2 separate regions of the Mus musculus genome follow, and region 2 is linked to region 1. A link is a loop called in an ENCODE intact Hi-C map of the cell type or tissue named here. Cell type or tissue: gastrocnemius. All regions are shown on one strand. Links, peaks and the distances in the headings refer to the core of each region. The heading gives the core; the rest is flanking DNA.

Region 1 (7,892 bases), core at 2,059-4,558:
GTAGGTCCCTGGCAGGTAGGTACCACGCTCCAGTAGATGGTGTATGTGCAGCAGGAATGAGACTCCGTGGACTTGAGAAGGAAATGAGAACATAAGCTGGGTAGATATGAGAGTGGGGAGGTGGATTTGGGAAGGGGAGGGAATATGATCAGTATACATGAATGAAATTCTCAAAGGATTAATTCTTTTAAAAAAAATAGAAGAAGGGACAATTCAGTTTAGAATAATCTTGTACATTGGAAAGAAATGGATTAGAGGTGGTGATAGAGCTCAGGTTGGAAATCTGGGTCACTTTGTGACAGTCTAAGGGAGAAAGGACTGGGGAGTAAAGATAGAAGCCAAGCAAGATGGCACATACCTGTAGCATTTCTGTAAGTTCAAGACCACCTTGCTTTGTTTAGAGAGCTCCCAGCCAGCCAGGATGTGCTGAAAGACCCTATCTCAAAAAAAAAAAATGTAGAGGGTAGGGGAACAAGGAATACTAGTAGGGGGATGAAAAAGGAGAGAGAAGAGGGGGAGTAGGGGAAATATATTCAGAGTACATGATATACTCGCGTAAAAGTTGTCTTAGTAACCCAGTATAATACAATTTTTCAAAAAGAGAGATGGAAACATGCAGATGGATCAAGACTTACTCAGGCCACAGAACTTATGGGATGAGATGGAGATGGAGAAGAGGAGACAGAAAAGAGGAGGCAAGACAGGGGGTGAAAGATTATCACCAGCCTAGAGGGGAGAGGTGTTACAGCCAAACCCATAGAAGCATCATGGTATAGTCAAGTTTCTAGGAGTATGAATGTATGTATGTATGTGTGTATGTATGTATGTATGTATGTATGTATGTATGTATGTGTATCTTGGGCTGCACAGATGACTCAGTGGGTAAAGCTCTTGCCATGCAAGTGTGAGGATCAGAGTTTGAATCCCCAGGACCCATATATATCCAGGTGCCGTGCGTGGTACATGTGTAATCCCACTGCTCCTTGTGCAGAGATTACAGAGATAGGAGTATCCCCCAAAACTAACGGGTCCGCTAGCCTGCAAATACAGCAGCAAGCAACAAATAGCTTCTGTCTCAAACTTAGTGAAAGGCATATACCAAGGTCAAAGTTGTCACCTGACTGCCACACTGGCACTGTGGGTATGTACACATCTACACTCACTCATGCCAGAAAAACAGGAAGTAATACTATATAAATATTGTATTTATATGTAAAACATGTTATATATTTATATAACATATTTTTATATTTTATATAATGCTTGTGTGTTATATAAAATATTTATATATATAATAACTATATTGTATAATATATAATGTAATATACAATGTAATATATATAATATATATAATATATTATAATATATATTACATTATATATATTATTTGGGCCATCCCATCCTTCTCATCCTGTAAGTTCTATGGCCCAAATATTATAATAATGTATGTTATATACATTAGTATTTTACTTATTAACATATAAATGTATATGTTTTGAGACACAGTTTCTCTGTGTGGCTCTGACTGTCCTGGAACTAGCTCTGTAGACTAGCTGGCCTCAAACTCAGAGGTCTGCCTACCTCTGTCTCTCGAGTTCTGGGATTAAAGGCATGCACCACCATGCCCAGCCAAAATGATAATCCCTTAAAAATTCTGTACACGTATGATGCAGACATAACCATCCTGGACATCCTGTGTAGTTGCAGATGAAGAGGCACAGAGAACAGCTCAAACCACACATGCTGAGAGAGGCTGGGCTTCTGGGAGACGGCCGGGGGTTGCAGCAGGATGTGTAGAGTACTACTCTGTTCTCACATTTGCAGAACAGCACTTGGTGTGTTGCTTTTGGAACTTTCTGGAAAATGCTTTTCCAGTTTTGGGTTTGTGAGGTTGCTTGTGGTTTTGGATTTTGTTTGTTTCGCAAGTGTTTCACTCTTGTAAAATACTATGTAGCCAAGGCTGGCTGGGCTCAGCCTTGCTATGCAGCCCAGGCTAGCTTCAAATGCATGACTCATGCCGGAGCTTTCCAAGTGCTATTACAGGCATGCCTCACTATAGCCTACTAACTTTCTGGAATTTTATTAAATTGTTTTTCTCACTCCACACTGTTTGAATCCAAGGATGCAGCACCCTTGGACACAGGATAGGAAGGGGGCAACTCTCCAGTTTACTTATTTACCTATGCATGGCTTGTTTGCCCCGCTAGCTTCCCAACTGGACAGGCATGAGAAGGTGAAACCGTTCAAGTACCAGCTCCCACCCCCACATAGTACACAAAACACTAAGAGAAGGAAGGATAGACAGATAAACAAATGGATAACTATGGAAAGATTTTAGTCATGGGATATTTATAATCATCTTGCATTTGGTATGGTCTCTGGGAAGGAACATGAGATTAAAGATAGCAGACAGACACCAGGTGTCTTAGTTAGGGTTTCATTGCTGTGAAGAGACACCATGACCAGGGCAATTCTTAAGAAGCCAAACATTAAATTGGGGCTGGCTTACAGTTTCAGAGGTTTAGTCCATTATCATCATGGTAGGAAGCATGGCAGCATGCAGGCAGACATTATGCTGAAGAAGGAGTTGAGAGTTCTGCATCTGGATCTAACAAAAGCCAGGACCAGGGTCCCTTTCTACACTGTGTGCAGCTTGAGCATAAGAGTCCTCAAAGCCCACCTTCACAGTGACACACTTCCTCCAACAAGGCCATATCGATTCCAACAAGGCCACTTTCCATGGGTCAAATATATTCAAACTACCTCTCCAGGTAACCCAAAAAGGAGCTAGATTCCAGCAACACTTATGATCAAAGCAAGAGTATTACCTGATCAACTGAGATTAGAGTTTGTAATAAAGAATGTGGCATGATGGCTTTCAGTTGCTTGCTTGTTTTTTTGTTTCTCTAGTTTTGGTTTTTGAGACAGTGAAGCCTTGGCTGCCCCTGAACTCTTTTGAGGTCAGCCTGTCTCTGCCTCAGGAATGCTGGTATTTAAGACTTGCACTGCTTACTACTCCTGCCATGATAGATTTTTAATTTTGCTTCCTCTTCAGTCACTTCATATATTTAAAAACAGTACATGTTTATTACATTTTAATTACGTGTGCATCTGTGTGTGGGTATGTGCATGTGGATGTAGCTGTCTTTGGAGGCCAGAGGAATTAAAGACTTCAAGCTGGAGTTACAAGTAGCTATGAGGCTCCCAGAATAGATGCTGGGACCCAAACTCAGGTCCTCCAGGGGTGGTGGATGCTCTTACTGAACCATTGCTCCCAACCACTTTATACATTTAAAGCCTTTTATTTTATTATTTATTTTATGTGTACATGTGTGGACCTGAGTGGGTGTATTTAAATTACATGCAAAGAAGAATGTATAATCCTGGAACTAGAGTTACAGGCATTTGTGGGTCAAGATTTCCAGTATAGGTGCTGGGAGCCAAACCCAGCAAAGGCAATGCATGCTCCTAGTTGTCAAACCATTTCCTTACCCAAGAGCTGGTGGAGTTGCTAATAATTTGAAAAATAGGTTAAGATTTATTTATCTATCTATTTATCTATTCATTTATTTATTTATTTATTCTTGAGGCAAAACCTTTTGAACAGCAGTCTGGCTTTGAACTTGTTATGTAACCAGATGTTACATAACATGTAACCAGATGTTATGTTATGTGGCCTTGAACTCCCGATCTTCCTGCTTCCACTTACTTCCCAAGTGCTGGGATTATAGGTATGTGTCACCACACTAGGCAGAAACAATTCTTCTTATACCCCATGAAATAAAATAAAAATTAAATATGAGGGAGAGAGAGAGAGCAATACCATCCGTCCACCAACTTAATACTTTGGTCCAGAGCAAATGAACCATACCAAGATTTTTTTAAGGGGGGACAGGAAGCGTGGCGGGGAGGGGGTTATCCAGCTTACACGTCCACATTGCTTGCTGTTCATCACCAAAGGAAGTCAGGACAGGAACTCACACAGGGCAGGAACCTGGGAGCAGGAGATGATGCAGAGGCCATGGAGGGTGCTGCTTACTGGCTTGCTCCCCATGGCTTGCTCAGCCTGCTTTGTTATAAAACCCAGGACCACCAGCACAGGGGTGGCTCCACCCACAATGGGCTGAGCCCTCCTGAATCGATGACTAATTGAAAAAATGCCTTACAGCTTCATCTCACGAAGGCATTTCCTCAACCGAGACTCCTTCCTCTCTGATGACACTAGCTTGTGTCAAGTTGACACAAAACCAGCCAGTACGGAGTCCATGTGTCCAAACATGGACTCCAACAGGGAAGAAACAGTGAAGCTAACTAAATGGAAGTTAATGCAATTGGTGGGTCTGCCACACCAAGGTTTCAAGAAAACACAAGTAGAAATCACATCCTCACTCAGGAGATCAGCTGAAGTCCTCCAAGCTAAGCCACGCTGACTCCTGGCCTTGGACCTGGGGGAACAATTTTCTGCCAGAGCACTATTGTTTAACAGGCACACTGAGAGCTTTGATAAGCAGGATTTCAACATAAGGGCTGACAGTCATGTTGGCTTGTACAGCCTGCCTACAATTTTAAGAAACCTGTCATACTTAGCCATGCTTGCCTGTGCTATGTTATTAATACAAATTCTTTCCTGTCAATTAGTTAACAGACGAGTAAAAAGAACCCGGCTTAAAAGATTGTTGCTAATGAATATAATGCTTTGTGCTCTGGCAAAACATATGCTTAGGTTATATAATTAGAAGACGGCCCCCTTCCTCCCTCCTCAGCGGCAGAACATGCGCGGCCAAATGAAAGAGCTTATTATACCTGTGGAGGGTCAAAGTCTGTGGATCAGTGGTTTATGGTTTTATGACAGATTACAAAATCCCTGCATTATGTTAGTCAATCTGTTTCCAAGCACCTAGCAGAGAGCTTGCTGGGCAATAAGCACTCTGAAATAGGAGTCCTACCGGCAGGTCAACTGCCGTTGGCGTCACTGGGCCACGTCAGGCAGATCTTTTCTGTCTGGCTTCTGTATCTCTTGGGAGTGAACTCTCCTCAGAGAGGCTCACGCCTCAGGCCACAACCAGCTCTGGGGAGGACCACAAATAAAGTGGGAGCAGTGGCCACTCATGAAATCCCAGCATTTGAGAGGCAGAAACAGGAAGATTGCTGCATCCTGGGCTACACGGCAAGAACCTGTAAAAAAAAAAAAAAGAAAGAAAGAAAGAAAGAAAGAAAGAAAAAGGAAAAGGAAAAGAAAAGTATAAATGAATCTGAAATCTTTGTAGTCCATCATAGAAAAGAAATAAAATACTACTGTCCCCCCTGTGACTTGCCTCCTCTTCCTGACTTTTTTTTTTTTTTAAATCTCTCTTGGGTTCTCATCCATCTCTTTCCAACTGGGTGACAGATGCCTTATGAAACACATTTAGGATGACAGAAGCGGCCCACCTCCACCAAAACCTTCACGTTGACGTTAATGGTCCTCATTTCAGACTGGAGAGGTGGGAAGCTGGGTGGCTGAACTGCCAAAGAGATGATTTCAAGAAAAGCCAACTTTATTTCCTCAACGCTCTTTGAAGACCTCCTCTCAACAACAACTACCTGCCACAGGTGGACACTCCGTGCGGGAAGGGAGGGAGTGACGTGCCACTGGCCTGCTGCCTCTGGCTTCTCTGCTTCGTCTCTTTAACCGCCCCCAAACAGCCATGAGTTTATGAAGAAGAAATCCATTGAGAATGGGTCAAGTAAAATCATGTTCATAAAATGTACTGAGCAAGAGCGAAACCACATTTTCCAGGCACTGTGGTACTATCTAGAGGGCAAGGTGAGAAACTCGTTGTTGAACTCTGTTCCCCTTGCAAAGCCGCAGCCATTTTGTTCCATGCCTGCCAGTCAGGCCATTTTGTTACTGACACAGAAAAATAGCTTGACTCAGAGCAGGGCCAAGCTGACCACATACCCTGTTATGTTCTGAGGTTTGTTAATCCTAAGAAATTCCACAACCATAAGCTCCACTTAGGACCAATCAGAATAAAGGTCAATTAGAACTATCCTATCTAGCTAGCCAAAATAGCTTGAGTTGGAGCCGACCACTGGGCAGCACTTCTTACATGTGTATATAGGCTCATTGTGGGTTTTGCCTTTATAAACTGGTCCTGGGAAACATTCATGGTCACAGTTAGCTTCCAAGTCTAGTCTGTGGCCCTGATCGATCAGTCCTGGGGCAAATGCTCAATAAACTATTCCTGTCTGGCTGAGATCAATGCATATGTGATTTGTGGACCCAAACACCCATATCTACGGGAACTCGGAGAGGCCAAGTTGCTTTCTTATGGTGGAGGAAGAGGCTGTGCCCAGGAAGACGCCAGAGTATTACAAAGTTACTCTGCTTGAAAAACAACCCATTTCCCATCAATGATTTTGCAAGGACCCATTAGGAACCTCAAATACCTATGATAAGGCAAGAAATGAAAGGAGCCTGGGAAGACTTGGAGCTATACAGTGTTACCCAGAAGGCTCTGTATCCATAAGATAAGGAACAAGCCCCTGATCCCATTGGGTGTCTCTCCGGAGTCACCTCTTTGATGACTGACATTGTATTTTTTCCTACATCTTCTTTGTATTTTCACAGCTCTTGAAGCCTTTTAATGGATCTTTCAAAACAGATTGCCTTTGAACTCCACTCTTTTTTTTTTTATAAAGAGGTATTAGCACTCCTGCAGTTCTGCCTGGTGTTTATATGGTGGTTTCTGATGTAAGCAGAGAAGGAAAAAAGATCACTTGTAGGCAGAAAACGAATGTGCTGGGTCTTGAGCATTTGGTGGCATGACAAATGTCACCACCCATACTTAGACTTAATTCCTTAATACCAACTAGCAGTGTGGTATCTGATAAGATACTGAACTTTCCTGAGTCTTGGTTTCCTCAGTGCAAAACTGAGTAACATAAATTGGAGTGGAAAAACCAAAGCCATTCACAGAAAGGGAGAGAAAACGCTGAAATGCTTGCCTCACAAGCGTGAGGACCCGAACTGATTGCCAGCACCCACACTCCAGGCCAGGTGTTGGGGTGTACCCTTGAAATTCCAGGAGGAATTCCGACCAATTGTGGGGCTCTGTACTGTTCTTCTTCTATTCCAAAGAGAGGTTTCTTAAGGAGTGAAGTTTTCCTTTGTATGGGTCTAAGGTAAATATTTAGAACGGAGTTAGGGATCATGCCAGTTTAGTAAAGTGGGAGCAATATGTTCTCTTCTTCTCCCAGCCTCTGGGAGGCAACCAGGGGTGAAGGCAATAGCCTAAATTCTTTGGGGAGTCTCTCAAGACTCCCCTGACTAACAACACAGAAGCCGGGTGTCTCACGCTTGCTGGTAGAGTTCTTATCAGAAGGGCCATGGCTCTGGAGGTGAGCATGCGCTTGTCTTCCCCAAGCAATGGGACTGCATTTAAACTGTATACAGATATGTCATTTTAGGTAAATACAAAATAATGATTCCTATGGCTTTTCCAAACATCGTTAGTATTATTTTCCCTCCTTCTGCTACTTCCCCCCAGCCACCGCAACATAGTCTTTTCATTGCGTATTTGGGAGTTTCACACACTGCACCCAGATCACGTTCACTTCCCAGTTTTCCCAGGTCCACTCCTCCTCCCTTGTGGCCATCCCCAAAAAATAGAAGAAAAAGATAAAAGAAAAAAAAAAACACATGAAGTCCAGTTTGTGTTGCCCATATACTCCAACCTCTGCCAGAAGCCATCCACTGTGAGCTACACTTCAGGAACCCTTTCACAATTTTAAAGAGTTTTCTTTAACAGCTTTCTGTCTAGGCTGTTTCTTTTATTTTGGAGGTGGGGAGTAGGGAGTTGAGGGGGGTCACAGAAGTCTTCTATGTTTCTCATTCTCAACTGTGAGTC
Region 2 (7,892 bases), core at 1,753-4,252, 390 kb after region 1:
TTATCTGTGCCATTTGGCCAAGATTGCTGCTGGTTGTCTTTGGATGCCCCCGTGGTGATTAGCATCAGGATGGGGCCGTTTATTAGCAGGCTGAGTCAGTCCAGGAATCGCTATGGCCCTTTCTCTTCCCAGCATCAGGACCATTCTTAAGGAATTCTTTTCTTACCTATGCTGACTCTTGACAAAGCCAGGTTCTGAAGAGAGCAGCTAGCCACCCTCCCTAAAGCAGAGGCCTCAAGTGATATCGATGATAAAGACCTTAGTGGAAAATTGGTCTGGTTTTTATGGGAGTATGAATCCAGTGCTGTGTTTTGTTCTCAGTCCTTCCTGCTGTAACCCTGGTTAGCTCTGTAGGAGGCACAGTTGTGGTGTCAGAAGGCACCTTTTGCGTCTCTCTTGCTTGTTTGCCAGCATACATCTTCTGTAACCACGGCCTCCACTTGTCCTGTGGCTTCACTGTAGGGATGTACTTCATCCCGCAGAGAGGAATGGAGGGCACAGTCAGGTATAAATGCCACCCGTGTGTGCTTTTAGAATGCAAAGGGGTTTGGAATAAATTCTCACAATCGGTGCAGACCATAGTCTGATTTAAAAAGTACACATAGGAATGCACACATCCCCCAGTACCTGAGCTTATGTCATTATTTTGAAATTGTGGACATAAAGGAGAAAATAATTTTCTGTAACGTTGTGGTTTGTTCTCTAATTGTTGCTGATTTATGTCTTCCAAGAAAATCAGTGTTAGGTGGCAGCTTGTTGACACATTGTATCTGTTGTACTATTTTAGAAGGATAAAGAAGGGAAGACTTTTGGAGAGATGATCATGAAAGAGATACTGGATTAGAAATGTGAAAACTCTTTGGGCATGGAGTCATAGTGATGGTGTCCATGATGAAAGGAGACTTGGGAAGGAGTCAGAAAGAAGAAAGGAGAACTGGCTTAAGAGACACATAGTTCTCTCTACGGGGACATTTCCGTTGGAGGGCGAACCCTTAGGCAAGACTCTTTGTCTGTTTTCAAGCCTGATCAAGAATGGTACCTTTGTGTCTATTGTTTATGACTGTGGACTTAAATGTTTTTACATTTCTCTTATGTGTATGAATGTTTTGCCTGCATACATGCCTGGTGCCCCTGGGGTCCAGAAGAGGGTTTCAGATATCTTGGAACTGGAATTACTGATGGTTGTGAGCCATGTGTGGGTGCTAGGAATTGAACCCAGGTCCTCTGAAAGAGCAGCCAGTGTTCTAAGCCACTGAGAGTTATCTCTCTAGCTTTGCTGTAGACTCTTCGAGCAACAACAAACAAACAAACTAACTAACAAAGATCTGTTTCCTTTCCTAGCAGGACACTTAATGTTCTGCTATTTTTGACTGATTTAAAAGCCAGTCCAGTCCCTGTACAGTGGAGGCCCCCAGGGATTCCTCGTGGCTCTCAGGGGAGAAGAGCTCACTTTGTCTCAAGGATAAAATTGTATTGGATGAAATCTAGTAGTTCCCTTCAGGGCCCATGAGCTGGCTCAGTGGGTAGAAGCTCTTTTCTGCCAAGCCTAGTGACCTGAGATCAGTTCCTGGGATCCCTGTGCTAGGAGAGAGCTGACTCCCGCAAATTAGAGTCACCCACCACCTCTGGCCCCTACAGAACCCAAGCGTTTTGGGAAGGTGTGTGAAGCTGTGCAGTTGGAAAAGGGCAGCAGCTCTCACCAGCATTTCCATGAGGCCGAGCAAAAGGGCCACCTCCTCTGGTGGCCTCTCTTCCAGGAAGATGGGGCTGCAGCATTCACCACAGTCAATATCGTTTATGCTGTCTATGCAAGCTAATGGGCAGAAACCTGCCTTTCTTAGAGTGTCTGACCCTTTCCATAACCATCAGCAAGTATCTGATGTAAGGAAGGCTGGCTCAGTTCCAGGCCCATCGAGGGGGTAGGCCCCTGAGTAGAAGAGTCAGTCTCCATTCTTACAGTCTTAGTTCCAGAAGAGAGAAGTTGATGAGTGTGTATGTCGGCACACTGAGAAGAGCAGACTAAGCGTAGCACCACAGGATATGCGGGAGCAGAAGCTGAGGATGATGGAGGAGCTCAGCCTTGAGAGATGCCGAGTTGAGTATGAAAGTGAAAGGTGGGCGGGATCGAGGGGAGGTGCTCAGCCTAGAAGACTTCTGTGACTTCTGCCTCCTAGGTCTCACATTGCTAAGGGGACAGAGCTGGAAATGACGGAGTTGATTCAGAGGATGCTAGAGCCAGGAGGCTGTAGCCCTTCCATACTGCTGGGATAGCTTCTATTTAACCAGCCTGCTTGCTAACCACATTGTAAATCCTGGACAAAAATCTTAAGAACTACTGACCTAATGGCATGTCCAGTCAAACGCATGGAGAAACTGGGGTGCAGCATTGATAGGCTGAGTTTATCACAGTCTCTTATAGTTACCTAAAATTCAGTAGAATCCAGCCAGGCTGTGGTCTGAGGAGCCACAGTGGAGCAAGCGGGTATCACAGCAGCCAAAAATCTAGAAAAAAAAAAAAAAAGTCACAAAGAAATAGCCTGGAAAATCTTTTTACAGACAATGCTTAAATCTCAGCCTAGCCTGTGGACTGCATACATAGCAAAGGAAAGGCAAGCGTTTGGACAGAGGTTTCAGTGCTGTCCCACAGAAGACAGAACTTCAAGCCCGGCTAGCCATGTTGTGGAGCAACATGCCCAAGTTTTATTGTGACTACTGTGAAACTTATCTTACCCACGACTCTCCATCTGTGAGGAAGACACACTGCAGTGGTTGGAAACCCAAAGAGAATGTGACAGACTATCACCAGAAAGGGATGGAAGATCAGGCCCAGAGCCTAATTGACAAGACAACGGCTGCATTTCAACAAGGGAAGATCCCTCCGCTCCGTTCTCTGCTCCTCCACCTGCAGGGGCCATGATTCCACTGCTCCCCAGTCTCCTGAGTCCTCCTTGGCCTGGCATGATGCCTGCATCCCACATGGGAGACCCTCTCATGATGCCAGTGATGGGCCCCCTCCTCCTGGGATGATGCCTGTGGGACCTGCTCCTGGGATGCAACCACCCATGGGAGGCCACATGCCCATGATGCCCTGGCTTCCCATGATGAGACCTCCCGCCTGTCCTATGATGGTACCCACACAGCCTGGCATGACTCAGCCAGACAGATAAGAGCAGAAGCGCTCTTGACCGTTTTGTATTTCTTGTTCGGTTTCACCAGGAGATCTTGATGCTGAGCCTGAGTGTTTACTAGATACATGAAAAGGAAACTTCCCTTCCTAACAGAATATTTTTGGAGAAGTAATACAAAAAAGTGTGGCTTTCACTTATATTGTGAAATGTGAAAATAAAATCATCAGCTCTTTTAGTTAAAAAGAAAAAAAAAAAAAAAAAAAGACAGAGCTTCAAGCCTGAGACCACCTGAGTTAATTATCTGGTAAAGTAGAAGCATTGAAATAAATCAGTATATATAATAATCCCAAAATGCCATGCAACCCAAAATCACTAGGTGTAGGCAGGTGCCAGAAAGTGACCCATTTTTGAAAGAGACCGTGTGGTGGTTTGAATATGTTTGGCCCAGGGAATGGCATTATTAGGAGGTGTGGCCTTGTTGAAGTAGGTGTGGCCTTTTTGGAGGAAGTGTATCACTGTGGGGTTGGGCTTGGAGACCCTCCTCCTAGCTGCCCATGAGACAATCTTTTCCTGTTTGTATAAGGAACAAGATATAGAACTCTCTGCTCCTCCAGCACTGTGCCTGCCTGGATGTTGCCATGCTTACTGCCATGATAAAGGACTAAACCTCTGAACCTGTAAGCCAGCCCTAACTAAATGTTGTCCTTTATAAGAGTTGCCTTGGTCAATAGAAACCCTGACTGAGACAGACGGTAACCAGCAGAGACTTACCCTGAGATGATACAAATGTCAGAATTACAGATGATATTTTGAAAATTACACTTATTTATTAGTGGGGAGGCGGTGGCTGCATGGCATGCTGTGTGTGGAGACCAGAGGGCAATGGAGTGAGCCTTCTGTTTTTACCACACGGGTTCCCAGAAATTGAACCCAGCTGTTGGGCTTGGTGGTAGGTGTCTTTACCCTTTAAGCCATCTCACCAGCTCTAGACAATGTTTGCAAAGTAGCTTGAGGCAAACAGATTTTTGTGAGTTCAAGACCAGCCTGGTCTACACAGCAGGTGTTAGGCTAACTAGAGTTGTCTCAAAAAGGTGGGCATTATATGTGTGCTCAAATGTAAAGGAAAATATACTAGTAGCAATGAGTGAAGAAATAAGAAATCTTAGGTGAGAAATTGAAAATATAAAAAAAGAAACAAATGGAAATTTTAAACAATAATTCTAGACCTGGCACTAGAGAGATGGCGTGGCACTTAGCCACGATGCTGTCACTCAGGACTGGAGTTCAATTCCAAGCACCCACACCTGGCAGCTAATAAGCACCCCTCTCCCACTTCAGGGGATTTGACACCCTTTTTGGCTTACAAGGACAACTGCACTTACATGCATGCCCTACAAACCCCACTCCTGAACATGCATATAAAATAAACCTTAATGCACTTAAAATGCATTTAAAAATAAACCTTAAAATACTCTCAACCTAGGGCCTAGAGTCCCTTTCTAATGTCTCAGATGATAAAGTTTCTTGCCATGTGTGTAGACAAGAGTCTGGATTCTGATTCTGTTACCTGCATAAGAACTAGTGGGTAGTGCATTGTGGCGATGGAGGCATGGAAACCCTGAGACAAGCTAGCTATCTAGACTAGCTCAGTCAGAGCTCCAGGTCCATCAGGAGACTCTACTTCAATAAACAGAGTAGAAAGAAGACAGCCAGAATCAGTCTCTGACCTCCACATATGTGCATGTACATGCACTCCAACAGATGTGTGCCCATACAGATGTGCACACACACACACACACACACAATTATAGACCTAATCCTTTAGAAAACATACTTAATACCAGATTTAAAAAGACAGGAAAATTGCTGATAGGCCGGCATCGTGGCATAGGCCTGCAACCCCAGCTCTTAAGCAGATGTAGAAGGATCCTGTGATCTCTGGTCTGCAGAGTGAGTTTCAAATCCACCAGGCCTACACAGAGCCTCACTAGATGGTCTCAACAACAACAACAACAACAACAACAGCAAAAAGAAAGCATGGGTAGGATGTGGTGGCTCAGTAGAGTGCTTGCCATGCAAGGAAGCTGAGTTTGCTCCTAAGCGCTCATGTCAAAAAGCCAGGCTTGGTGGCATACGCCTGTGGCCCCAGCAGGAAAGAGGCAGAGATAGGCAGGTTCTGGGGCTTCCTGCCTATTCAATCCAGGACCCCAGCCATGGGGTAGCACTGTTCTCGTCCTGGTAGGCTTTTCCACCTCAGTTAACTTAATCTAGAAAAATCCCTCACAAAGCTAGAGCTTTGAGGTCAAAGCCGCGTCCCACGAGTTTGCATCCCTGAACATCGCTCAAACCAGAAAAGATTTTAGGTTTTAGAACTGGGTAGGCTAAGGTGTTCAGGGTTTCCTTGAATGTTTGTCTTTTGATAAAATTTGGGCAGATAAGTCAAGGTTGTCTTCTAGGCAAGAAGATGGAGTGAGTTATTCTCTTCACAGTGTTGTTCGTGCTTTGAAGGGTTTGGCCTTTGCATTCTCAGCAGTGTGGCGAGGCACTTAGCCTTGCTCAGATGAATGGGCGCCTTTACCCAGTACTTTGATGACGTGGAGAGCAGAAGAATGGGAGGGAGGATGATAACTCACAGAGACGTGCACTTTGTTTCCAGGACTAGTTGCGCTTTTCTGACATCCGAGCCCAAGAGGAATCAGTTTGTCCCCAGTGTACCCCCCTCAAAGGAGAACCAAAACCAAGCAACAGCAAAAACCCAAACCATCTAGCTGCAAACAAAACACACGGAAGGAGACCTCTGCACTACACAGCTTTGCCATGTTCAGACATTCCTGAGATTTAACATAAGTTCATTATTAAAGCATTTTCTCCGTCTTGTACCCCAGCTACCCACACGTTGACTTACCTGTGCAAACCCTTTGCTGGTGGGGCCAGAACCTGATCTTGCAGCCCGTGAATAATCTCCCAAATTTCTGGAAAGATCCCAGAACCAGACACATTTACAGTGCTGGCCTTCCTTCTCGCAGACACAGCAAATGCTGCCCTCTGCTGAGGAAGATCAGGAGGCTCCCCTCTGTAAGTGGCCATGCTACCCTGCAGGCGCTGACTTATCATTTGAGCAGAGACATGGTGATGCCGGTTCTTTCACCGCTGTCCTATAGATGTCTGGCTAACCGTATTCCACTTCAAAATGAACAGGGGACAAATGGAAACATTTCAGTGTTGGCTATACAATTTGTCACCTTCTGTGCAGTCAAATACTATCACCCTCTGTGTGAGACATTCATAAAAATGGTTAGCCAGCTGATAAAATATTTTTCTGTGTGAAAAAAGGAAGGAATTGTTATAGGGTTGTTTTAATAGATGAGTTGTGAAATAATTCTAGCACACTTGGACTGTTTTTCTTTCCCTTGATAGATACTGAATATATATACATATATTCAGTATCTGCTCAGTTGCGACTATCCAGATTCGTATCTTTCAGAGAACTAGTTGGCTCGTGTGGTCAGCTAGTCCCTATCGTTTTAGAGAGTGAACTCGATGTGTGCAACAGCCGAGGAGCGTGTTAAATCCTTTAGACCATGGCCCTTAGGGAGACTGAGCTGGAGATGCTGCGCACGTGTAGAGCACGTGCAAGCGTGCACACGTGATTCCCCACTCTGCCCAGTCCATCAGTAAAAACTGAGACATGATGGCCCTAGCCAGTGCAGCCTGGGGTGAGACTTGGAAGTCTCTGTTTCTAGGCTTACTGTGAGAATGCCACTCCCAGGAGTTCCTGCATTAGCACTAATAGAGGCTAGATCTGGTAGACTTAGAAAGAATTTGCCTTTCAACCTTGAAATGACATTCACAAAGGAGGGTGTTTTCCTCAGCATGCCCAAGAGCACCTTTGGAGAGAATCTGTAAGAGTTGCCTCAATGTCCTAGGATAGTAAATATTCCCTTGCTGGGTCTTATGGTCTCATGTTCCTGAGATTTCTCCCATCTGACTCTTGGGGAAATACTTTACTAATAGACTTCAGTGCCCTGTTTTCTAATTACAGATTTGGCATTTGACAGCTATAAGTTGTTTAGTAACATCAACTAGTGTAACCTTTTGGTTTGTTTTAAGAAGGCCGCGTTCACTCTAACTCCCATCAAACATTCATCCCTGGGGTATTTTATGAACTGAGGTATGGCCATTCCTATTGTAAACAAAGCAAGACACCACGCATACTTGTTTAATGAGCTGCTCTCCCGTACTGCTCAAGAGACTTATAAAGAAAAGGCTAAATGGATGAAGAGTGACTCGTAGGATGGTATAATCCGGACAGAGCCTGACACGATAATCATCCTACCTGAGTGGAATCAGCTTTAAAGTAAGGGCAGGAGAAAGCAGCTCAGGCCATGTGGATGGGGACGGGGCATGGAGAAAAGCTCCACTCCTGGCACCAGGGTCAAACCCAAAGCAGACAGCTGTGCTTTGCCTCACACAGGAGAAAGATGCCAGCAAGCGAGCTCTTTATTCCTCAAAGTTTGCCAGAGAAACTGCTACGTGTGATGCAGCTGTACACTCCCGGTAATTAAGGAAAACAAACGCTCTTTGCAAACTCATTATAGATTTAAAGTTCCTTAAGTTTCCATCAGGTTTCCACAGAAACAAAGAGTTTGAGACAATAGTGGGGAATGCACAAACCATCGAATAAGTGGATTTTAATTGTTCCTGTCTCGAAAATTATCCAGATAACCAGGCACATCAAAGACTATTAAACTTTTTAATTGTTCA

The links. A loop is a pair of places that touch in the nucleus more often than their neighbours do. Peaks named below come from ENCODE experiments on the same cell type or tissue, not always from the same donor. Only the 100,000 strongest peaks of a DNase experiment are listed, where the experiment ranks them.
Region 2: a loop joins it to region 1, with 2.2 times the contacts of the local background. A loop is called at or near these places in 2 of 42 quality-filtered maps.

Annotation. Positions count from the first base shown.
Region 1 is chr10:42,720,621-42,728,512 of GRCm38, reverse strand. No RefSeq gene overlaps it. Among named protein-coding and RNA genes, the nearest start is that of Gm15199, 30 kb to the left of the region's middle. In gastrocnemius, for the core only: no CTCF peak of the experiment used is centred there; no DNase peak of the experiment used is centred there.
Region 2 is chr10:42,326,061-42,333,952 of GRCm38, reverse strand. The region is part of intron 10 of Afg1l (AFG1 like ATPase); the gene reads left to right. Among named protein-coding and RNA genes, the nearest start is that of Foxo3, 53 kb to the right of the region's middle. In gastrocnemius, for the core only: no CTCF peak of the experiment used is centred there; a DNase peak (open chromatin) is centred at 2,969.